3 separate regions of the Homo sapiens genome follow, and all the other regions are linked to region 2. Evidence: chromatin loops called from intact Hi-C (ENCODE). Cell type or tissue: endothelial cell of umbilical vein. All regions are shown on one strand.

What was found. A loop is a pair of places that touch in the nucleus more often than their neighbours do. Peaks named below come from ENCODE experiments on the same cell type or tissue, not always from the same donor. Only the 100,000 strongest peaks of a DNase experiment are listed, where the experiment ranks them.
Region 1: it touches region 2 in a loop (4-fold over the local background); 2 of 110 quality-filtered maps call a loop at or near these places.
Region 3: a loop joins it to region 2, with 6 times the contacts of the local background. A loop is called at or near these places in 21 of 110 quality-filtered maps.

The regions. Positions count from the first base shown.
Region 1 is chr11:12,284,577-12,292,576 of GRCh38, reverse strand. It overlaps a transcript of MICAL2 not described here. Among named protein-coding and RNA genes, the nearest start is that of PARVA, 89 kb to the left of the region's middle. In endothelial cell of umbilical vein, CTCF peaks have their summits at 3,808 (motif pointing left) and 4,845; DNase peaks (open chromatin) are centred at 3,806, 4,566, 5,416 and 6,456; H3K27ac peaks cover 4,070 bases.
Region 2 is chr11:12,688,976-12,696,975 of GRCh38, reverse strand. All of the region lies in intron 2 of TEAD1 (TEA domain transcription factor 1), which reads right to left. Among named protein-coding and RNA genes, the nearest start is that of TEAD1, 19 kb to the right of the region's middle. RefSeq lists an enhancer at 2,369-3,568. In endothelial cell of umbilical vein, no CTCF peak of the experiment used is centred here; DNase peaks (open chromatin) are centred at 3,075 and 4,145; H3K27ac peaks cover 3,017 bases.
Region 3 is chr11:12,811,476-12,819,475 of GRCh38, reverse strand. All of the region lies in intron 3 of TEAD1 (TEA domain transcription factor 1), which reads right to left. Among named protein-coding and RNA genes, the nearest start is that of TEAD1-AS1, 110 kb to the left of the region's middle. In endothelial cell of umbilical vein, a CTCF peak has its summit at 4,555; DNase peaks (open chromatin) are centred at 4,125 and 4,495; H3K27ac peaks cover 849 bases.

The sequences.
Region 1 (8,000 bases), 400 kb after region 2:
TGTATCTCATGGAGACCTGGCATGGAGTCTAAACCCTGTAAAGTTTGCTGAGGGAATGACTGTGTCCTCAGGGATGGCTGTGAAGGAACAGCAGGAGCTTTTGTGAAAGGTATACATGAAGGCAGCTGGGGTAGACCCTTGACAGAGTATCTTCTGGCGCTGGCTTTGCACTTAGGTTGACCTATGAGCACGTGGAATCCAGAGATAAGTGTGGAAGGTGGGAAGAGTACAGGTAGGTTAGCTTCCTGACACCTGGGCAGGACCCTCAGGGACACTCACCTGAGGCGGGGAGGAACCATCTGGAGCATTCCCAGAAACACTGGTTGAAGAAGAAGATGGTGGGGAAGATGAATGGGAAGACGATGAAGGAAGAGGAAGAGAAGGAGAAGGGTCCTTAGGAGGTGACATAGTTCTTTTGTTCACTGGCGTCAAACCTACCAAGGAAAGAACACACTCTTCATTACAAAGGTGTTATTATTTTATCAAGAAAAGAGGAGGCTTTAAGTGAAGCTCCAATTCTATAAACAGTCAGAAAGAGGAAGATGTCAGAGCCTGACTCAGAGGTTCCTGGTGCCCAAGGCGTGGGACTCAGAGGAATGGGTAGAGCAGTGGCAGGGTCCCGTGGGGCAAAGGAAGTCCCAGGGTGAGAAGTCTAATAACCATTGTGTTTCAGACTCATGCGATGATGCTCTTGAGAGGTGTATCAGGGCATTTCCAGAACATTTCTTAGAAATGCTCATCTGCCTCCAAAGAGCATCCTAAAACCATTGTGGTTGGGAGCTGGGCTGTGTTAAATCACTCAGTCAATAAACCACCTGAGCTTTCTTCCCACAAGATGCTAGACCTTTAGCCATGGGCACAGACAGGATAGACATCCACGACTAATGAGATGGGCTCTTTCTTCTCATATGTGTGCCAAGAGGCTCTCAGACAGGAAGAGTCGTTTGAGATTTTAAGAGCACACAAGAGAGGGAGGTTACAGTGAGTATCAAATCATTGGAAGGATATGGAGTGGGCCCATGCCAAGCTCCTGTTGGTCAGGGAACAAACAGGATACAGTGTGGCTACTCAGAGATGGAGGTGAAAGGAGTGGGGCAGGGCCCTGAGGACAGGCCTGGTTCAGTGCTGTGGGGGGCTGAGATCATCTAGTCTGCTTAGAGCAGAATTCTGACAGTCATAGCCTACTGTAAGATCAACCAAGCTCACATGTGCGCACTGTCTTCCTCTCCCTCTCCCCTCCTTCTCCCGCTCTCCCCTTCCTCCCCTCAAGCATGGTAACCTTAAATCTAAAATCTCAAACATTTTGTCTCCATATTGGGTCATTTGAGATCACTTGTCCTCAAATTGATTCAGTAAAATGCCATGCTCTTTTTCAGATCTGCCCTCTCAGTACCTACCCCCAGCCCAACCAGCTCTCCCATGAACCGTGGTGGCACGTAGGGATGTCCCCCAGAAACTTCCCAGGACCTCCACGTGGAACGAGTCCACTCTCTTGTTCAACTCCCTGCTTCTGGCCACTCAGCGGACCCATTCAGATTTTCCTGCAGGGTGTGTAGCCTTCAGATTTTCATCCACTTCTTAGCGCAACACAATCCCCTGGTCTTAGTTTCCCCAAAGCTCTGAGTGAAAAGCTCTTCCTCAGGGACCCACACAGGCCAGGCCAAACCCAAGTCCCATCCCAAGAAGAGTCCCATTGAGTCCCCTCCACCCCCAGGAGGCCACACCGTTCTCGATATTCTGTCCTGCCTTCCCCCATACATCAATGCGAACATGTGCGACTGTGTGTCCCAGCCGTGGGCTCTGAACAGATGGCACCACACGCACACGGTCAGCAAGCTCCCAGAGGGAGGCCTCGCAGAAAGCTTTGGAGGGAAAAGGTAATTCTGGGAACAGATCTGATCTGAGGGCGGCAGGAAGGAGCTGCTGGGGAGGCGGCTGGCCTGCCTCCCACTACCGCACCCCCATCGCAGCCCACGATTAGAAGGTTCAAGCCTAAAAAGGCAAAAGTTGTGAGTCAGTCCTTGCCTTGCTTCCCGTTCTTGTCCTCAGTTTGCCAAATTCCTTCTTCCCTTCCTCCTTGCACCCTCATTCTCCCTCTCTGCCATCTTCTGAATCAAACTCCTTCACTTGCCTCAAGTCCCCTCAGCTCAACAGACTGCCTTTTTGTTCCCCCTGAGGATCCCTCAGGGACTTCCTGACAGGAAGCCAGGGCCACCTCAGGAAACAAGCCTGACAGAAACACCTCAGGTCTCACGAGGTCATGACCCAGAAGCCACTCCCTTCTTCTCCTTTCTCTAATCCCCACTCCCACCCCTGCTAGGGGGTCTCTTTCTCTCCACATGTGGTCCTCATGCACTGCCTTCAAGATGGAACTCCAGCAGGGCTTGAGGAGATGGGGGAAGCAAAGCCCCAGCTCAGGCCGAGCCCCTTGTCCCTGGGCTGCCATTCAAGCCACTGCTTGGGAGGTGGGCACAGCCTGGGGAGAGAGGTGATGAGAAACCTACCCTTCCTGATGCCCACTGTGTCTTGGGGTTCTCTCAGAAGATGGTGAAGGGGAGCCTGGAAGTCCACTCCTTCACACACATACCAGCTGCCTGGCTCTGAGCAAGTTACTTAACCCCTGTCTCCTCATCCAAAAAGTGGGCTGTCTGGTGCAGCTTCATGGGGTGGTTGAGCAGATAACATGGGCTAAAAAGAGATTGCCAGTTGGCCAGGCATGGTGCCTCACACCTGTAATCAGAGCACTTTTGGAGGCCGAGGTGGATGGATCACTTGAGCTCAGGAGTTCAAGACCAGTCTGGCCAACATGGCGAAACCTTGTTTTTACCAAAAATACAAAAATTAGCCAGGCATGGTGGTGCGCGCCTGTGGTCCCAGCTACTCGAGAGGCTGAGGTGGGAGGATCACTTGAACCTGGGAGGCGGAGATTGCAGTGAGCTGAGATCACGCCACTGCACTCCAGTCTGGGTGACCAAGTGAGACCCCATCTCAAGAAGAAAAAAAAAAAAAACAAAAAAAAACAAGAGGTGCCCAGTGGCACAGGACACAAAGTAAAAGCTAGTTGTCAGCAAAATATGAACTCCATTAGTTTCCCACCCTCTCACGCACTCAAGCCGCGTCCAGTAAAGACATTGCTGAAGCCCTGGCCCATTCCAGAGGGGGCTGCACACTCTACCCAGCCAGGATTTCTCCAACTCTTGAGCCAAGAGCTCCTCATTGGCCAACTCACATCCCCCTCTGCTGGCCGTTTCCTTGAAACCTTGGTATGGCCCACCGGGGGCTGCCTTGCCTTCTGCAGGGGTCTCAGTCACACGTGCAGCTGGCCCTTAGGGTTGTTTTGTGCGAAGGAGGCTGATGCGCACACCAGCGCCTGAGTTTCAGCATCCAGGCTGCCTCTGGGTCAGGCGCTTGTGCTACCTCCTCTCTGGGCCCTCTGGCAGCAGCAACCTTTCTCGTAGATCCTAGAGGTCATCTGGCAGCATGATCAGCTGGGGAGGGTGCCCAGGGCAGCCACATATCCCCTCCGGCCCTCCCACCTGGGGCTTGGGGCCAGAACCAGCTGTGATGGGGCAGTAATGCCTCTGGACAGGAGGGATGGTACCATGCATTCTGCTCCCAATGGCAATGCCAGCCCTGCTCCCTGAGGTTTTCTTTTGGGCAAAGTAAAGACAATAAAAAAGATGGCTCTCGTGGCTTTCAGCTCTGGGGATTTTCGGGAGACTGGGACTCCATGGTGCAGCTTCCCAGAACTTGGAGGTTTTGCAAGGCTCAAATCCCCCTCAAAGTCTTGGAGCGCCCTCTAGGGGCGGCAGCCTGAGCAGGCCTGAATCCATGTCCTCCCTTTGTACGCAGTCCAGCCAGCTCGCTCCTTGGTTCCTTACTTCATTCATTGATTCAGCAAACAAGGATTGGGTTCCTCCTCCGGGCCAGACCATGCTAGACACTAGGCTGATTGAAATGATCAAAACTCAAGCCCTGCCCTCAAAGCAGCTTTTGTATACTCTCGAGAAACGCTGTGCAATACTCCTTGATAACTAAAGGCTGAGTTTCCCAGGCCCATCCCAGACACCATGGGGCTGCTCAGCAGTCCTCTTGCTCCTGCACCTCCCCCAGCGACCCAGCCCTATTGGGAGGGTCTCCCACCAGCCTCCCTGCTCTCACCCCAGGCTGGGAGCTTCCTGAGGAGGGACTGATCCCCCACACTGGTGGCACACAGTAGAGTGGGCTGGAAGCCTTGGGATGGACCCTACACTCATATAGTCCGGGCCTGGGCAGCAGGCTTCCAGGGACTTGGGGAGGGCCAGAGCAGGGCAGTAAAGGCGATGACCCATGTGTGGCAATGCTAGCTCCTCTGCCCTCTGCTGTCGCCGCTGGGGGCTGTCAGAGGATTCAGGAGTGACTCTAGGCTGTCCTCAGATGAAGTGGCCTGCCCAAGAGTGCAGCCCTGGGTCCTGCTCCCAAGGTGCCCCTGTCCCAGCCTGACCTGGTGTGACGGTGGTGCGTCTGGGGATGGTGGGGGAATGACTCACTGGCTGGGAGCCTTGACTCAGAAGGAAGGAAGACCAGGGCTCAGTTCCAACTGCAACAACGTTTCTTGGTAGAAACCCCTGTCTAAGCCAAGGCCTTTCTGGGTCCTCCTCTCCTAGGGTGAGGCTGGAGAGGGAGTGGGTGTGGGGGGAGGTGGAAGGCAGCGATGAGCCTGGAACTGGATGAAGAGTCTCTGCCCCTCGCTCAGGGCCTGAGGAGGTAACTCTGCTCAGTGAGTGCTGCAGTCCCTGGATCCCCGGCCTGCCTAGATGCTGTGAGACTGTGCGTGTTCACTGCGCCCCCTGGCAGGGCCTGCCGCCTCAGCACCTGCCACAGCCCTGCTCTTCCCCAGGACACTGGGACCAAGGGTGACTCAGAAAAAGGAGCAGGTGTGTATGTGTGTGTATGTGTAGGGGTGTGAGTGTGTGTGCGTGTGCATGTGTGTGTGTGTGGATGTGTGGGTGTCTGTGTGTAGCATCCTGTTTTGTGTGAGGCCGTTAATCTGATGGCCCAGTCTCACTCCAGTGTACAGAATCAAATCATAGAGTTCCTGAACCTCAGTTTACTCATCTGTATTTCAAAAAGCTTAGAGGCAATGATGGCTAAGGCCCTGTCTGGGTGAAACTGTAGAATCCTAAGGCTCCATAATTCCTGAGCCAGGGGTGGGGTGGAGGGGGATGGGAAGATCTTGAGTCCCTTGGAAAAGGCTCCCTCTAGTCAGCAGTGGAAATAAAGTCAAGCTTATATTTTATTTCTTGCCTCTGACAACCAGGAGGCCATGCCAGAGAGATACCATGTAAGGAATGAGAACGGCTGCCCCTGAGAATTAACCAGAGATCTTCTGCCCAGCCCCAGCCTCCCACCCCCAGAGAGCTAGTGACTCACTCCACCAGAATTCTCTCCTCCAGTTCTGGTATTTGCTTGGGGTTGGAGACTGGAAGCTATTGGCCCGTTGCAGAGCTGCTGTGGAAAAAGAAAGGGACAGGGAAGATGGGGTGGGAGGAAGAGTCCATTAAATGTGTAGAGTAAGTAGGAATTTATCTCCTATAGCTCAATTACCACAAGTCAATAGACTAATGATTATAATAGACTGAACTCTCTCCTTCCCTCACACCATACTGCTGTCCCCACAACACACTCTACCAAACTTTTCATTTGTTCACACATCAAATATTTTTGTGTTTTTGTTTGCTTGTCACCAGGCTGGAGTGCAGTGGTGGGGTCATGGCTCACTGCCCCCTCGACCTCTCGGGCTCAAATGATACTCCCACCTCAGGCTCCCGAGTAGCTGGGACTATAGGCATGCACCACGACACGCAGATAATTTTTTAATTTTTATTTTTTATAGAGACAGGGTCCCACTGTGTTGCCCAGGTTGGTCTCAAACTCCTGGGCTCAAGTGATCCTCCCACCTCGGCCTCCCAAAGTGCTGGGGTTACAGGCATGAGCCACCACACCTGGCATCAAATATTTGAGACCCTGCTATGGGACAGGTACCACCCTCAGAGAATGCCTCAAATTATGAACCATCATTACTAAGATCATCAGTGAGCATCTACATGCATCTATGCGTATATGCATATGTGTAGACATATTTATACATGCATGTGTACATACGTACATGCACATATTCATTCATGTCAGAACAGTTATTTAAAGCTAAGGTCATCACGGGCCATCAATGTTCCATATATGTAATACATTAAAAACTGGAGCTGCTCTGATTGAAGCCAGGAAGCTGCAGGAAGTTCTACTCTCTGCCTCCCCTTTCCCCACAGAGCCCCCCAAACCCTTTGGAAACCAGGTTTAATTGAGGCTGTGGACCATCATTGCTGTGGCCCTCCCTTGGCCTGGTTCCAAGGGAAACATATTTGCGGGACACTGTACTTCCTGTGGAAGACCCCTCTGCCAGCTGGGCCTTGAGGATTAGCTGAGCAAAATGAACATCACATGCAGAAGAAAAACAGGTCTTGGTCACTTAGGGTGTGAGAGTGGGCAGTGGGGTCCACGTGTTCCCTGTTCCCAGGCAAGGCCTGCAGATGCATTCCCAGGCTTCAGGCCCCTGCGCCTCCATCACTGCTGGAGAGAAAGGATGGGGACGGTGAACATCTGAATGTGCACACAGGCAGGGCCAGGAAGCATGAACGGAAAGGAAGCCCAAGGGCATGATGTGGGTGTGGGAGATGGACGCAGGGAGGGTCTGAATCCAGGACCCTAAATCCAAGGCCCAGCTAGCCCAGCCCTCTGTCTTTCTTTCTGTCTAGAAACAGTCCTAGATATTCCACTCCCTGCCAGGTCTCACAGTGGAACTCTTTCTTAGCAGCCAGGCTGTGGAGCACAGGTGACAATTACTACCTGGGGGCTTTCCTTCCTCAAGACCAGCTCCTTCAGCTCCTCTCTTTCCCTTACTCCATTTGTGAAAATGCCTTTGCAAAAATTATAACTGAGAAAATTATGACAGTGACAGAGATCTGACTTAACCAATCCCTCTTGCTTCTAACCTCCACCCTGTCTTTGTTCATTCCTGGGCGTAGGCTGAACTAACTTTGGGAGGAACTTAGTTTATAGTTTAGTTTGGAAACAAAGACGATAACAGCCCTTTCCCCAGACAAACCCCCTTCCTGCCTGGGGACAAGACTGCCTTTGCAGGACTAACAAATTAGCCGCAAGATTAGAAATTGTGGTTTAAGAGTCATGCAGCTGGAAGTTGCAAGATTCCGAACCTTCCCAAATTGCATCTTGAGGCTAACATCACTATTGTAAAGCCTAAGATCAGTGCTTGGGATATTTTGCAGACTCTGCGCTCAGAGGTTCAACTGGCACCACCTAGATTGATAAACTGGCTCATCTGGTCTTTTAGCCCCCACTCAGGAACTGACTCAGTGCAAGAGGACAGCTTTGACTCCCTATGAGTTCATCTCTGACCTGACCAATCAGCACTCCCCATTTTCCGAACCCCTTCTCAACAAATTATCTTTAAAAATCCTGATCCCCGAGTTTTCAGGGAGACTGATTTAAGTAATAATAAAATTCTGGTCTCCTGTACAGCCAGCTCTGTGTAAATTAAACTCTTTTTCTATCGCAATTCCCCTGTCTTGAGAAATCAGCTCAGTCTAGGCAGCAGGCAAGGAGAACCCTTCGGGTGGTTACATTTGGAGGCGCTTCATGTCTGCTCTGTCTGGCAGGTTCCCAATCCCACAGGCCTGCTCTCAAAATCAAGCCCATGGGTTTGAGGAGGAGCCTGTATGGATGGGCACACAGTCTTCCCAGCTCCCCATGAGGAGATGAATAGCCCACCCCCCAATTGCTGGCTGCCTGGGCTTTCCAGGCTGGATGTTTTCCATAAGGAGCAAGCAGGTCTTAAGCACAGCTACATCCTGCTGGCCAAAGCTAGCCTCTTAATCACTTAATGAAGACATTTCTAAAAAAAAAAATTGCATAAAGCTCTAATTGCTTCTTCTTAGCTTGTAACT
Region 2 (8,000 bases):
GTCAAGCCTTGAAATGTTCCAGTCTGAGACAGGGTGGAAGTGGGTAGCCCTTCTTGTTCCCCAGTTAGCTAGACAGTCCAGGAACCGGAGTCAGTTCCCTCAAACCCAATACACAGGAGAGCACAGGGTCCAGGACAGCTCTATCTGCTGAGGGGAGCAGCCCTGCATGGCTGACCAAGCAGAAGGCACATGTAACCAAATGGAGCTCCCTTTGCTGAACGGGGCCTCCCTAGGACAGCACGCAGGGTGTATTTCCCAACAAACTAGTCGGCCAAACACCATTTGGTTTCAATTAACAGAAACCCACTCCCACTAACCTAAGGTAGGAAAAAACGGTAAGGGAATACGAGTTCATTATAAGGCCAAGGCGTCCATCTGAAGACCCCTGAATCAGAAACTGCAGCCAACCCTCACAAGAGATGGAAACCAGGAAATAGAAAACCATCAGGAAATGAGACTATTCCCTTGGTCTCTTGTCTCGTCCTCAGCACAACTGTGTTTCCTTGTCTCTCTGCAAAGTGGCTTTATTCCACACTTCTCTATACCCATGGGTCAAACATCTACTCCCCAGTTAGGGTCTCCCTGAACTACAGTGTGAGCATCAAAGACAAACTGGGATTGCTATCTCAATCCCAAAAGAGGCAGGAGACAGAGTTTAACTCAACTTGGCTCAGATAGCCCCACTTTGATCCAAGAAAAGGTGGGTGAGCTGGTCCTACTATAGAAAGTATCTACCTGTCCAACACAATTACGAAACAAAAACAAAACAAAAAAACACACACAATGTACATGACAGCCACTGAATGAACTCCGACCTTTGTTAAATCCACAAAGTTTTCCTAAAGTATCATCTTGTCTTCTTAACCACTCTAAGGAGGCACAGCTGTACAGTCAGAGCCTCAAATAACAAGCAACTGTCTTCTTTGTAGCTTGCTTGCTTGTTGGTTGCCTGGGTTGGAGGAAAAAACCACTTTGTTGCTATCAAATAGGAATGTATTTCTGGTTCCTCCTTTTTTCTTCAGAGAAGAGTTCTTAGCAGGAATCTCACCTGAAAGGGGGCAGAACCTGGCTAAAATATGGCAAGGTCTTGGACGGCATGAATGCAAGGGTTGGGGAGACACAGGCACAGTAGAAACTCACACAACACACAAACAGAACTCAAGCCTTCTGGGGCAGGCTCAGAAAATAAAATAATCTGCCATCTATAGGAAATATCTGTTCAGTGTAAAGGTTAAGTGAGGCCCCTTCCTTACAAAAGCCACTGGGTTTTTCATAAAGTAACCCCAAAGAGTCCATCAGTCTGGGTCCATTTCACTTAAGGCAACAAACATTCCTCACAGATCATGGGCTGTGCTCTGTGTGGTTGCTAATAGGATAATCTGTTACAGGAGGCTTACAAATCCATTTACATTGATTTTAATTAATTAATCAATCCCTGGCCCCGAACAACTTGGTCTAGAGACGATAAGCAATTCAAGATTCAGTCTCTAATCCCAGCCTGAAATCTACATGAAAAAGAAGTTAACTGTCAGATCAATGAAGGACAAATAAAAATAACTGGATTTGTACCTCTCTTAACATAAGGAAAAATCTCCTCCAAGTTTAGACAGTGACTATTTACATGTTAATGAGAGTAATATATTTTCACAGTGATTTCCAAAGAAACTCACCTAAGACTAAGGAGTTTTTGTACCAGCCTGAAATCTGGAGAACCACAGCCAGAAATTATGACTCTCAGTCAAGCCTCTAAAATCAAAATGAGCCCGACTTTCTCAACAGCTTATCAGAGCCTTTTAGTGAGGCCTGAAGTTGAACAGAAAATTACCCAAACACAAAATACAAACGACAAGTAAGAACGAAGTGGCCCTCGCCAGCCTGGCTGTGCGCTGAATTAGCCACACTTGATTAAAAAGCCAGGCAAACTTTTGCATTTGCTTTTATTTTATTCTTTACAAAGGCTGAAATAGAATTTGACCTTTCTGAGCTATTGCCAGCTATGAATTGGAAACAAGCTCAATTTAAAAGGTAGCATCAATATCTAACTGCTCATCATCTCAAATTTTTTTCCATCTTCCTCAGTGTCTTTTCACAGGGTTTGTCTACCCATGCTATTTTTAGACTTCTATCAGAACTTCCAATGACTCCATATAAACCTACAGTAGGGGGGAGAAGGGTCTCATTTCAGTCCCATTTTCTCAAATCCCACGCTAGCTAACACCAATTAGCGTAGAAAAAGAAGGTAAGAGTTGGTAAATGAAAATGAGTCACACTCAATTTTAATTTTTCTCAAGATTGAAAAAGCTCATAAATTCACAAGTAAAGCACAAAGCAACAGTGAGTCCCAACTTCACACAGAAACACCAACCCAACTCTGCTCTGACTTGGGTACGTACACAAAGTGGGCACTGCTCATAAAGGAGAAAAATAAATACGAGTCACAGCAGACCCAACATTGGGAGACAACTTCGTGTTTCTCCCTTACTCTTTAAAATATTTAATAAAACAGTTATAAAACTGATTCTGAAGTCAGGAAGACTGGCGTGAAACACTGCAAAAGGAAAAAAAAAAAAAGAGGACCCTGTATATAAGGAAGTAAACTGCAAGTAAAAGCAAGAGACAGGCCAGAGCTTGGCAGGCTGGCGAGTGTGTTAGTTTGTTCTCTCGTCTCTCTCCCCTCTCTCTCTTTTTTCTCTCCTTTCTCTCAAGTGAAGAACAAACAAAGAGTCGATACTTCAACTATACATATGGAATCCAGAGCTTTCTGCCTAGTGTCGGCTTGCATGTCCCCTAGTTTTAGGATTCACTGGAACACTAAAGCCCCTTGAAACATTTGCCATGTGTTTGCTGGGGCACTTCCCCGGACTCAGCCTGCCGCCTTTCCTGGCTGAGTTGTGCCGGGCCGCACAGCAGAGCAGGGTGTGCCAACGCAGCCTGACATTCAGATCAAGACCACAAATTATAAACAGTTTCAGTAAATTGACTCAAGTGCCTTTGTTCCTCAGACATACATCTTCCTACCGCTTACAAAGGCAGGCAGCAGAACCTAACCACCAACGCGGCTATAGCCAGGACTGGGAAAGGAAGTTATTGAAGCCTGGATTTCCTGCCTTTGCTTGTAGCCAAGAACTATGAGGCTTGTAGTGGTTTCAGGAACTGACTCATCTCATGATTCATGGATAAGATACTGCTTTTAATATGTTTCTGACCCTAAGATTCAGGAAAATCAAAACCAGTCTGAACCTATGCTTCACTCTTATTTGCAAATGAATATTCACAGCAAAATAAACAGGAGGACAACGGTTACCGAAACAATGAAAACATCATGCCAGTGGCAGGAAAAGTGGAATGCAGGCATCACATGGGAAGCCGTCATCAAAGCTTAATCCATGGGCTGCGACTTAACAGCGTTTCAACTTCCCAAAAGTGGATAACAGGTGGGATAAGGTTTATTTTTAGATGTCATTCCCCTAGATGTAAAAATAGATTTAGCACAGCAATATTTTAATTCAGGCCCATCTGGGGTTGTGACTCTAAATATCCAGGATGTACAGAAGCATGTAGCTTAAGATTTAACTGTTCCAGTTGCAAACCAGAGTTCAGAGTGAGCAGACCAATGATTAATGGGTAATAAAGGACTCGCATTGGAACTCATTCTCTTAAATCATCCTCTGCTAGAAGGCTGAAATTCTGTATTTCCACCCATGTGCTGACTGGCCTTCTCTGTCCTTTACTGTGCGCATGCACACACGCACACACACATGTGCACACAGCCCAGGACTTAAAAGCGAAGTTCTTTAAAAGTACTAAGCACCAGGGGCTCGCACCTCTGGCTGCTTTCCATGATGTTCCCTGTGGATTTATTCATCACAAAGAGGTCCCCACTAGAAAAAACTTTTAAAGCCTCCCTCATTCATGGATTGTTGGGTTCTCCCCACTATCCCCACACAAGACATTAAGCACAGGACCAGTAGGGGTGGTTTTCAAAAGCCTTTATGGGTTTCAACACAGCCCAGTTGCACAGAAGGAAAAGGGGGAAAAGAACACAAAAAACACAGGCTGTTCTGTGGGGTGGGGGTGGAGGAAGCAGTAAGAACAGTTGACCAGGCAAGGCCAAAGTGCAGGGGCCGGCTGGCAGGCGCTGCATGGCTGGGCTCCTCCAGCAGATTTACTGACATGACGTCAGTGGCTCCAGTCCAGCTTTTTCTTTGGTAGCTTTTACCACTTGCCTCCTGAAGCCTCCACTATGTTAGGGAGCCACAGGACCATAATGAAAATTCCCTTTGTGAAACTGAGTTTACCGCGGGGCACAGAAGCCTGCCTTGTGAATTACGGGGCTCTTCCCCCTACTCTCAGTGCCCACGGAGGAAAGCGGGGGCGGGGGGGAAATAAACCCCTACAATACTGTACTTTCCTTTAATACAGAGGAACCATTACATTAAGCTTGCGGCTTTAAAAAGAAAAAAAAGCCGGGGTGGTGGGTGAGGGGCATTAAATGTGTATCCAAAATTTCCCAGGCCAGGATGCTGGTTAACTTCTCAGTGGTGTGGAGAATGATGATAATTTCAGGACTATTCACTTGTGCCGTCATGAGACTGTGTTGGCTGCACTGTGAACGCATACAGCTTTGTTTCACCAACAAAACAAAAAAGTATTACTGAAGCTAAAACTGTAGGTCTGAATGGAAACTCTGAAGAAAGCATTAGAGCGTGTCTTTAAAATGAGCCCTGCTTTGCTGGGGGGACTGGGGGGTGGTTGGCCTAAGTGCATAGTCTATGATGCACCAACATGGGCATAAAACAATTTCCAAGAAGCAAAGACAGAAATTATAATACTAAAAATAAGTTTAATAGCAGACTTGTTAAATAAAAAACACTCATCTTAGACTTGCAGGCCTACTACTATAGGCCCGCAGCACTAAAACAATAGCTATGTTACAACTAGGGATCCAATGCATAAATCTATCTAAAACTACAAATCTTTAACTTATTTAAGCTTATAAAAATAATAGACTAGTGATAAATTCTTTAAATGACTAGGACATTAAATACATTCTATTTTAAACACTTTGGAGAAGAAGTACAAAGCTTAATTCAATCAATATTTATTGAAACAGATGAGTACAAACGTACCCAACAATACCATCGAAATACAGCTTGCAGCCTGAATGGCTCACGGTGGTAATAAGATAAGGAATCTCTCATGTCCTGGTTATGTATACAAGGAATAGAACAAACTATCAGGCAGACATGATGAAGGCAATGACTAAAGACTTCTGTGAAGCCTACATTAACATGAGCTTTGGCCTTCAGGAGGCAAGTCAAACCACAAACCATCCATGGTAATTCTTCAGTTTGGTCTTTTTCTTAAGGGAGGAAAGGACAAGATGACAAGCACAAGCATGAAAGTGGCAAATGAGAGCCAAAGAGGCCAGGCATGAGCAAGTGTGCAAGGAAAGCTTTTACCACGATTAGAGTTGACATGGCAGGCAGGATCCATTTCCAAAGGTGAGCAGATTATTCAACTGAAGGAGTGGGAGGAGAAAAAAAGCAGAGAACCTAGCACACACATCATAGCCTAGAAACTCCATTTCTCACTAAAAGGAACCCAAACTCTGCAGAAATGGTTCATTCTATCTCCCAGAATACACAAGAGGTTGGACAGCAAGGAAACTATAAAAGACTATTAATAGGGTCACATCAAAAGGCCACAGGAGCCAACTAAAGAAATTCCCACTGGCCAAAGATGAAACAATTTGAGCATCAGTAAGAGGAGGAACTGCAATGGACTGAAACGCATTCAATAATTTAAAATCAGTGATTGCCTAATGATATGCAAAACAAAAAAAAACTATCTTTCCTTTACAAACTATATGCTAGGTTAACCATATAGTTGCTAAGAGAAACCTTCTCCATAAAAAGAGGAATGGGTTGGGTGAGATGGCTCACGCCTGTAATCTCAGCAATTTGGGAAGCCGAGGTGAGCAGATCGCTTGAGCCCAGGAGTTTCAGACCAGCCTGAGTGATGAAACCCTGTCTCTACAAAAAACTAAAAAACTAGCCAGGCATGGTGGCGCACTGACAGTCCCAGCTATTTAGGAGGCTGAGGTCAGAGGATCACCTGAGCCCGGGAAGTCAAGGCTACGGCAAGCCGGGATCGCATCACTGCACTCTAGCTTGGGTGACACAGTGAGTGAGACCTGTCTCCAAAAACAGAACTAGAGTATCAGAGAACCACCAGTTTGCAAAAACTACATGAAATAATAGATACAGGCAGAGATCATCAATCAATGGCACTAACATCACAGAAAAAGTGACACTGTACATTGTGTGCCTCCTGGTAGAATACTAGCTATGAAATATTTGCATCAAAAAAGTTTTTAAAAACCCTGAATTAGATCAAATGTCAACATCTAAATTTCCCATTTATAGGAAATACAGAGGATAAGAGAATAAAATACACAGCACCATGGAGATACAACTGCAAAATCCAGAACGAGGCAGTCTAGAAGAGAAACACAGGGGCTTCTGTAACAAATCAATTACAAGAAAGGTGGGGATGTGATTTAAAGAGTTTTAAGAAACACAGCAACCAAATATAACCTGTTGATCTGGTTTGGGACCCTCATCTAGACCAGCCAACTATGAAAAAACATTTATGAGACAATCAAGGAAATCCAAACAGTGACTAGATATTTGACATTAAGGGCTTATTATTTTTTTTTTTTTTTTTTTTTTGAGACGGAGTCTCACTCTGTCGCCCAGGTTGGAGTGCAGTGGCGCAATCTCAGCTCACTACAAGCTCCGCCTCCTGGGTTCACGCCATTCTCCTGCCTTCAGCTTCGGGAGTAGCTGGCACTACAGGCGGCCGCCACCACGCCTGGCTAATTTTTTGTATTTTTTAGTAGAGACGGGGTTTCACTATGTTAGCCAGGATGGTCTCGATCTCCTGACCTCATGATCCGCCCACCTCGGCCTCCCAAAGTGCTGGGATTACAGGAGTGAGCCACCGTGCCCGGCCAACATTAAGGAGTTATTACAGTGCTGGTGTGATCACGGTATCAATAGTTGGTTGTTTTTTTTTAAAAAGAGTCATATTTTTAAAATATGTACTAATTTACAGATGAAACGGTATGACAACTAGGATTGCTTCCAAATAATCTGGTGGGAGAGGAGCCAGGAGTTTACAAGAATAGCCATGAGGTGATGATTGCTGCTGGGTGATAATGGGTGCACAGGGGTTCAATTGCCCTCTACTGTACTAAACTTTCCCAAAGCAAAGACACTGAAAATCTAAAATAAAAATAAGATTCTGCTCCTGACCCCCTCCTTCAAAAAGAGAGACAGATGCTACAGAAGAGGTACTTGGCACTCTACTTCACAGCTGCTGGATGATGGTAGTCACAATCATAATTAGCAGCAGCAGCTAACATTTATGAGACACTTCTCCGCGAGTCAGCACTGTGCTCACCCTCACTGAACCTGCACTATAACCCATAAGGAAGGCACTTCTATGTCCATTTCAGGGGTTAGGAAACTGTGCTTCAGAAGGATAAAGAGGTTGCCCAAGGTCAAACAGATAAGTGAAGGAAACCTGTGTCATTCCACAAGTTCATAAGCATAATGCGGATGAGAATGAGTTATGTTATTCCAAAATAGTAACAACTATCAAGAGTGCTGGGAACTCTATAAGCCAACAGATTCAATCCAGTGTTAAAGAGAGCAGAAGTGGTGCTTTTCTGATGACCATTTTTGGTGAAATGTAGTGAACTGCAGGGTAGAGTCTCTGAGATCTTAAAGTGATAAGAGCAGAGGAGAAAGGGTGAAAAGTGGAGGCAGGAAGGGTGGATGTGTTTTCCAGGGAGGAGGGAGAGACAACAGAAAATATGAAAACAAAAGGGAAATAGCCTGTCAAACTAAAAATTTAAAAACAAAACAAACAAATAAACAACAACAAAAAAAAAAACAGAAAAACAACAAAGCAGGAAATCCAGCAAGAGGGGA
Region 3 (8,000 bases), 120 kb before region 2:
TCCATCTCAAAACAAAAAACAAAAAACTTTGTTACCGTGAAACACAACACACACACACATACAAGTGCATAAGGCATAAATGGACTGTTTAAATGAAGGGGTTACCAAGTGAATATTTATATAGGTAACTAATTTTTTTAATTAAAAGAATCATTTAAAGCATTTCAGACAGCAAAGTGTAAAAAAAAAAAAAAAAATCACCTCTGCACAAGCACCGGTGATAATGGTGCCACCTTGGAGTCACTCAGTCACCAGTACAAGAGGAAGATGCTTAAATGCAAACCTTTCTCTTAATTGGCTCATCATCTGCATCATATTCCATAACCCACTGTCTGGATCTGGGTCAATATGTGTTCCAGATTTTCCAGGACAATCCCAATTCTAAAGTTTAGGTTCTCTGGTCCCCATAAACCATTAAAGGTAATTCAAATTCCTATAGATCTCCCAGACTTCCTGTTGAACCAGAAAACAAAAAATAAGGAATTGAATATATGAGTCCTGATTTGAGGCTCCAGATACATTTACTGTTACTCTAGCCTATGTTTTGTGTCTGCTTTCTATTTGTAGCTCTCTTGCAAAACCTAAGAGGATTCAGTTGCTTCATATTGGTCCCAAGTTAGTACTAAGCTGACTCACATAGATTTTCTTATTTCCACCACTAAGCATGATAAAGGTTACAAGTATTTCCGGTGCAATTATAAATTGCATCTGCACACCCCAGCTTGTAAGTACCTGCGGACAATTTCACACTACTGTGGTTCAATGTCTCCCTGTTGCCCTCTAAGCTTGAGAAACCCATTGATATTGAACCTCCTCTGACAGCAAAGGCAACTGAGAGTTCCATGTAGGGGAAGAAGGGAGGACATCCAAGGAAGACACACAGAAAAGCAGTTTGGAGGAGCTGGACTTGACTGGTCCTCTCTGACTTAATGACCTTTCTTCTCCCAAGGAGCCGGATGCCGGACTCAGGGCCATTAGCACCACCACTGATCTCCAAACCAGACATGTCCCCAGGGAGGCCCCAAAGCCTTACTTCTTTAACTTTATTTTTCAAGTCTGAAAAAAAATCCCTTGATGAGATCTAGCCACATGAGAACTTTTCAAAACATATTTATAAACTCTTTATAAAAATAGTAACAGTGGTTCTGTAAGACAATGTTGGTGACACCAAATTTCATGGAGGCAGGATGTAGAACCTTGAGAAAGGGATTTTGGGAGACACATTTAAAAAGATTAAGTTGAGATACACTCTGGGCATACCAGCTGTATAACGTCATATAGATGAAAAGTAAGCATGCAATTCCATTCTCTCAAGAGTTTGGGACAAAGGTGAAAACTAAAAGGTGTCTAATGGTTATTGGCTGCAACCACCCACATATATGAAAAGTAATGACAGCATGTCTCCCAATTTCCTATAGGTTATCTGCCAAATTCCTGCCTCCTTCCTAAGAAGACAGAATCTGCAGTGTTTTCTTTGCCATCCAGATATACCCCATGTCATTATAAACAAACGCCGCTTTCTTTGCAGCTAATAACCACAATGTGTGGGTAAGAAACCTCTCCAGTATAAATCCGTGGGGACAAAGCTGCATTGTGGGCATTAAATAATTATAACAATCTGACATGAGTCAGAGGACTGTGTTTCAATGGCCCTGTTGCGCTTCAAACTTTCAAGTCAACCCTGAACTCCCTTTCTTGGCACTCTGTCCATGTGCTGGGCTACTGTGAAACAATTCTCATTCTTTATAGTTTGGTCCCATTGCAAGGAGCTGGCAACGTGGGTACTCATGAAATATTAACACGTTAACATTGATTTTTTTATAAGTGTGGCCAACAGTGGATCAATTATATTACTATGAAAAGCTTTTCATAATTCATTTGGGGGGCATCAAGATCTCATTTCTGGACAGCACACGGATGATGAAGTCGACAAATTTTGAAGAGGTCGGCACTCACAGGCACCGAATACATTAAATGTGATAGATGGTGTAAACACTCCGTTCACAAAAAAGGGAAAATGTTTACATCTGGCAAAATAATTAAAATAGGGTACAACAGATCAACAAGTTGGGAATTAGGTACATGCCAGTCTCTCTCCATAAACAGGAGCAGGAAAATCTCAAATGCTGGCCATTTATTCTCCGTCTGGCTGACCACTAAATGTTTATTCTCATCTCCTTCAAAAGTAAAATTGGCTAATTTCTAGGTGTTAGAAGAATTATTTCAAGCTACGCATGCTCTGAAGTGCCTTTATTCCAAGAACATTAGTAGTTTATTACAAATTCTGGCTTTAAAGGCGTGAGATAATAATATCAGCGTGGCAGAATCCAATTCAATCCAAGCAGCGCAAGGCCTGAAGAAACAAAGGCAAAGTAGCTAGCGTGAGCCCAAGGAGTGCCCTGCGCGAGGTTCTGCTGATCCAGCAGCGAGTGAACATGAGACACATTTCAATTGGGCAGTGTGCATAAACCTCGCCTCGGCTTTGAGGGAACGCTGCATCACACATGGAAAGAAACACTATTCCAAACCAGCGGGCCTCTGCACATGCTGCCCTGATGGCCAGAGAAGGCATCTTGAAGAACAGGGAGGGGTGCAGCAGTTGTAGGTTCTCTACATTCTCATTGTAATGCCATCATCACCTGTGTCCCACTTTGTCCCCTCCACTAAACCATGAGCATCTTAAGAGCAGGAACCAGGTCTTACTCATCTTGAGATCCCTGTCCCTAGCACTGGAGAGTCACACAAAAGATGTGCTAAATAAATAGCCACAGGGTGTAAATTATCCCTCTCACTCTGGAAGTCTTGTACCTGGCTTGTGTATAGCAACTAAACTCACCCTCCTCCTTGCACTGGCCCACTGCATCACCAGGAGAAAAAAGTCACCCAAAGAAAACGTCTTCCTGATCTCCACGGATTACAGCTCCAATGTGGAAATGCCCCTAATAAGCCAACAAAAGTTTTCAGTTACCTGGGGCGTGTAAGCCACTACAAATACCAAAAAGGGGGCGGGGTAACTTAAAGTGTTGAACCTACCCTGAAATCCCCTGGAAAAAGAGCGTGCAGAAGAAAAGGGGCTCCTGGGGCAAATGACCAACAACTTTGGCTCAAGTGTCCTGACAACAAGAGCGTATACAAGAGAACCGTTCTCAGAATGCTCCTCCAAAATCCTACAGGGGATTTCCAGAGGGCCTAGTGAGAGTGTGGTCAGAGACACTGGAATGAGAGAGGGTGGCAGCAAGGCGGGCAGCTTGACTTCATCCAGCCTCAAAGTGGGACGTGAGTGCAACAGTATCGGATTGATAAAAAGCCACCCGAGTGCAGGCACAGTGCAAAGTGGGAAGGCTCACAAGCCACCTGGCATCAGCACCCCCGTGACTGCCCAACAGAAGAGACAGGAAGGCAGACCGCAGCTTGCTCAGCCTTAACAGAGGCCCTGTCTAGGTTCCTAAGAATTCTCAGTCTTCTGAAAACCTAAAAGGACCTCAGTCCTGGGCATATCAAAACCTGAAGTGCTGTAACATGTAATTTAAAAGGATTAGCTCTACGTCATATACATGATCTTAACTTGCTGGCTCTTCCTTCTTTCCTCTGAGCCATGAAGTAACAGGAAAGAATTCATTGATCTGTACCCGCAGGCAACAACTTATATGTGTTGGTGTGGCCGACACCTGCTCCCTCATGCACCCCAGTGCTGAAAACACAGAAAATTTGTCCTTTGGCCCCATCTGTGTCCTGAAGAACACATAAGTAACACATACACATATATCACAAATGCCCTTAAAACTGTTGAATTTCTATACTTCTGCCCAGATTACAATTTAGTCCAATCGTCATCACCCAATCATTGAAGCTACTTATTACTTGGTTACATCTAGTTGAAACACCTGTTAAGAGGGGCATACCATCATGTCATGGCCAGTTTTAACTAAGAGGGAAGGTCCACACACATATGGTTACACACTGTGTTTTGCATTTTTGCAGCTTGGGTCCATTACAGTTCTGTGACCTCTTCTCCAGATTCCTCTACTTAATATTCATATTTTCCAAATTACTTTAAATAACCCACAATCAAGTACGAATAAAATATGTGAAGAACAAAAACCAAACGGAAACAGCTGGGGCAGAGAGAGCATTATTTATGTTATGTTATAAATGAGGGCAGTGGCTAGCTATCTGGGAAGGGAGGGAGGGAAGAAGAAAGGGAAAAAGGAAGGAAGGGAGGATGGGAGGGAGGGAAGCTTCTGAGTCCCAGCAGGCCTGTCTTCCAGCCCACTGCGGGAGATAAACACAGTTTCTGTTTAAAACTCACCCCCTCTGAGATTTGGGGACAGGGGCTCTGGAACCCACAGAATGAAACCTACCCTTATCTATAAACAAAGCCCGGCTTTGATGTTGGCCAGCTTGCCTGCGTCTTTCCCTTTTCAACTGAGGCTTATCAGCAGAAACATCTCCATTAAGCACTTAGTCAGCAACCATTACAGGCCCGTTCTGCACTGGATGCCTGTTTCTGAGAATAATGAAAGAAAAACGCATATGCCTTGCCCACGTGGAGGCAGCATTCACTGATGGGTGCGTGCGCTCCGGGACGCGTGCACACACACACAGACACACACACACAGCTCGGGACGGACGGGGACACACACACACACACACACACACACACACACACACACACACACACACACACACACACACACAGAGCTCTGCGATGGTCAGGGGTGGCTGGACTTGAGATCAGAATTCCTGGCTGTCTTGCTTACGGTGTGACAAGCTTCCTAACATGTCTAAGCCTCTCGCCCTTGCTGCTATTAGGGGATTAAATGAGATGACATGCGCAAAGACTCTCAAGTGCTGTCACGCTCTTCATTTATTCGGCTTCTGAATCACTTCCAATCTGGTCTTCCCTTCCATGGCACTAGGCAGAGCCCTGGCAACCAGGACAGGGACAAGACCCTCAGGCTTCCTAAAGCCAAAGGTGCCTTCCCTTGCCCAGCAACAGAGGTCCCCTTCCAGGCAGAGCTCTCTAGCCAGGCCAGCGGGGGCCTGAGGGGGTCAAAGATTCCAGCTGCCCTTCCTTCAGCGCTGCCAAAGGCCCCTCACACACTCTGGTTCCTACAAACTTGTTTCAAAGGGAACAAACTCTGTTGTCAAGAGCCAGAGTGGAAGCAGCACCCAAACACTGCCCCAGTGGCCCAGGACTCCATCACTGAGGACAGAGGCTCGCTTGAACTCCCCGGGCGTCCAGGTCCCCTGAGCGTGGTCTCTGGCCTCGGTCAGACATCCTCCTTCCAGAGAGAGCAAACAATGACATCCACTGTCAGTGAGACCACTCTCCATTCCTCCCCATACGTCAGCCCTGGTGACCAGTGAGCGTAGCAGGCAGCAAGCAGGAGGTGAAGGGGAATGAGACACGGCTCCCAGAACAGCTTGTTTGTGTCCAGCTGTTGAGAACCTTGATGCTGTGCCAATGGGGAAAGAAACATCCTCCTTGCAGCACTTCTTTTCAGGGCCTCGGACTTGTGGTCAGCACCTCCCAACCATGTCCAAGAGAGAGCTGGACACAGGCTACACCCCATCCTCTCTCCTCCACCTTGGCTGGTGACTCAAGGTGTAGGAGGAGAGGACACACCCCAGCTAAATCCAAACACAACCAGGAGATCCCAGATGAACTTGCAGTTCAGCACGCCACCCCCTGGCACCACTGCCACCCCTGCAGACGGGCAGGAAAGCTGACAAGGACTAAGTACCCACTGTGAGCCAAGTGTGTCATGGTTAGCATCTCAATGAATCCTTATACAGCCCTGCAAAGAAGGTGCACACTGAAGTTTGGAGAAATTAAGTAGCTCACACAGTCACACAGCTCTTATCTCAAAGAGAAGCCTCTGGGCTCCTCATATTTCCAGAAATGGAAAGCACAGTTCTTGGCTTTGATGTTACACTGCTTATCAAAAGCACCACTGTAAAAAATGAAACATACACACATGAAGTATGGGAAATGTTATTTTCCCAGGCCCACATTTGGGATGTCCAGCCCACAAAGACTTCCAGAAGGGCAGAAGATGATCCACAGTGCTCATCCCACCTCAGCAGCTTTTCTGTCCCGGCGATCCCCTAATTTGGCTCACTTGAGGCACTCTTAAAGGTGGCTCTCTTGATGGCTGATTGGAAGATGGCACTGCCATAACTTCACAGAGAAAAGAAACCCAAACACCTTCCCTGGCATCCTTCCACCTCCAATTGCCAAATATCCAAAGTGGTGGAAGCTGCTTCCAGGGCTCCCAGGGAGCCCCCAGTTTGCCCACTGCCTCTACAGCTCCACCTCCCTCAGCACAGTATCTTGACCTAAGACTGAACTCCTCCCTTCCAGCTCCAAGCCGGCTGGACTGTCTGGCTTGCCCTCCCAGGCCACGTCTGCTCACTGATAAAAGTTCACTAGGAGCATCTGGACACCAGCTATTCTGCTCACGGACATTCTCCCTGCTCAGACAGACACGACAGTCACTAACCACAGACCCTTGCCTTTGTGCCAGGAGGCTGCTACCACATTAGCCCCTCTTAACAGTCTAGCTAGTACCTTAGAAAGGTATTGTTCTATTGAATTCTTGCTGTATTAGAAATCTCACTGGCTGCAGAGAGGACCATTAGGGGTGATTTACTCTGGCTCAGTGTTCCTGAACCAGAAGAGCACTGAGCCACGACTTCCCCAAAGGGAATGATTTGGTGAAGATGCATGGCCTGATTCTGGATGTAGTGGATTCACATGTACCAAGAGGGATTTGAGGAAAATCTATGCGCTTCCAGCATCTCCTGTATTAAGCCTTCTCTTGATAAATTTCATAGGTTTTATATTAGATATTCTATCTGGAAGAAGATGAATACCAGTAATATTCTGGAGGGAAAAAGTTTACTTTTAAATATTTACTTTTTAAAAATTTGTGTCAATGTGAATCTGTCCCTCTACCATCCCCTACAATATTTATTACAGATCTGCTGTCCATATTAGGCTCTGAGCTCTTGCAGGATAAGGACAAACATGTTCAGTGTTTCCATCTCTCCAGTGACCAGCAAATAGTTAAGTACTCTTTTAACCATCACCTTTTTGGGATTCTAATAATGATAATACCACATAGGGATCAATCATGCATGCTATGATGTACTCTTCCAATTAACTCCTGAAATCCTTTCAGTCACATCCATCCCCAAGCATCACACCAGGAAGCCATCACTGAATAAGTGGTGGCAAGAGGGTCATTTCCCCTACCATCTCTATAAACCCAGGAAGCAATTTTCTCAGTCCACAACCACAAGCCACGAGCTCAAAAGCCCATGTATATCATAAAGACAGTGTTTCTGAGCACCACCCCGGCCCTGAGGTTAGCTATGAATGGTGCATAACTCTCTGTGTGAGACGATCCATCCAATCGCAGGTGTGTGTCAGTATAGGCAACTAAATAGTGGCTTTCAGGGGCTCTTTTCAGCTTAAGAGACAGGAACATCATAAAGCAAAACAGGAAGAGACTACGTCCTACCGGTGTGGCTGAGCCTGTTTGGGAGAAGTTCGATCTACAACACCACCCCAGACATGAAAGAACTTAGACACACCACCCTACCCCCACCCCCACCCCCACCCAGATACACATATACAGTCTATGATAACCGAAGGCCTGCACCCCCATCCCGGGATCCTCAGTGGATTCGGGGCCACTCCACTGTGGGCAAGACCACTCCCCTAAGACCTCTCACAGACCTATTCCAACCCACAGATCTACTCCAACCCACTGTTCCTCTCTGATTCCCTGGACTTCTGGGTCCCACCTCAAGCTGCCTTGCCCCAGAGACCACAGACGCCCCTCTCCAGCCCTGACTCCTGTTTTTGTTCTGCCTTAGCATGAGGATCCCTGGCTTCCCAGATGCTAATGCCGAACCCTCACACAGACCTTGGAGAAGACCTTGTAGGAAAAGTCCTCAACAAATTCACAAGAGGAAGGTCTGCATATCAG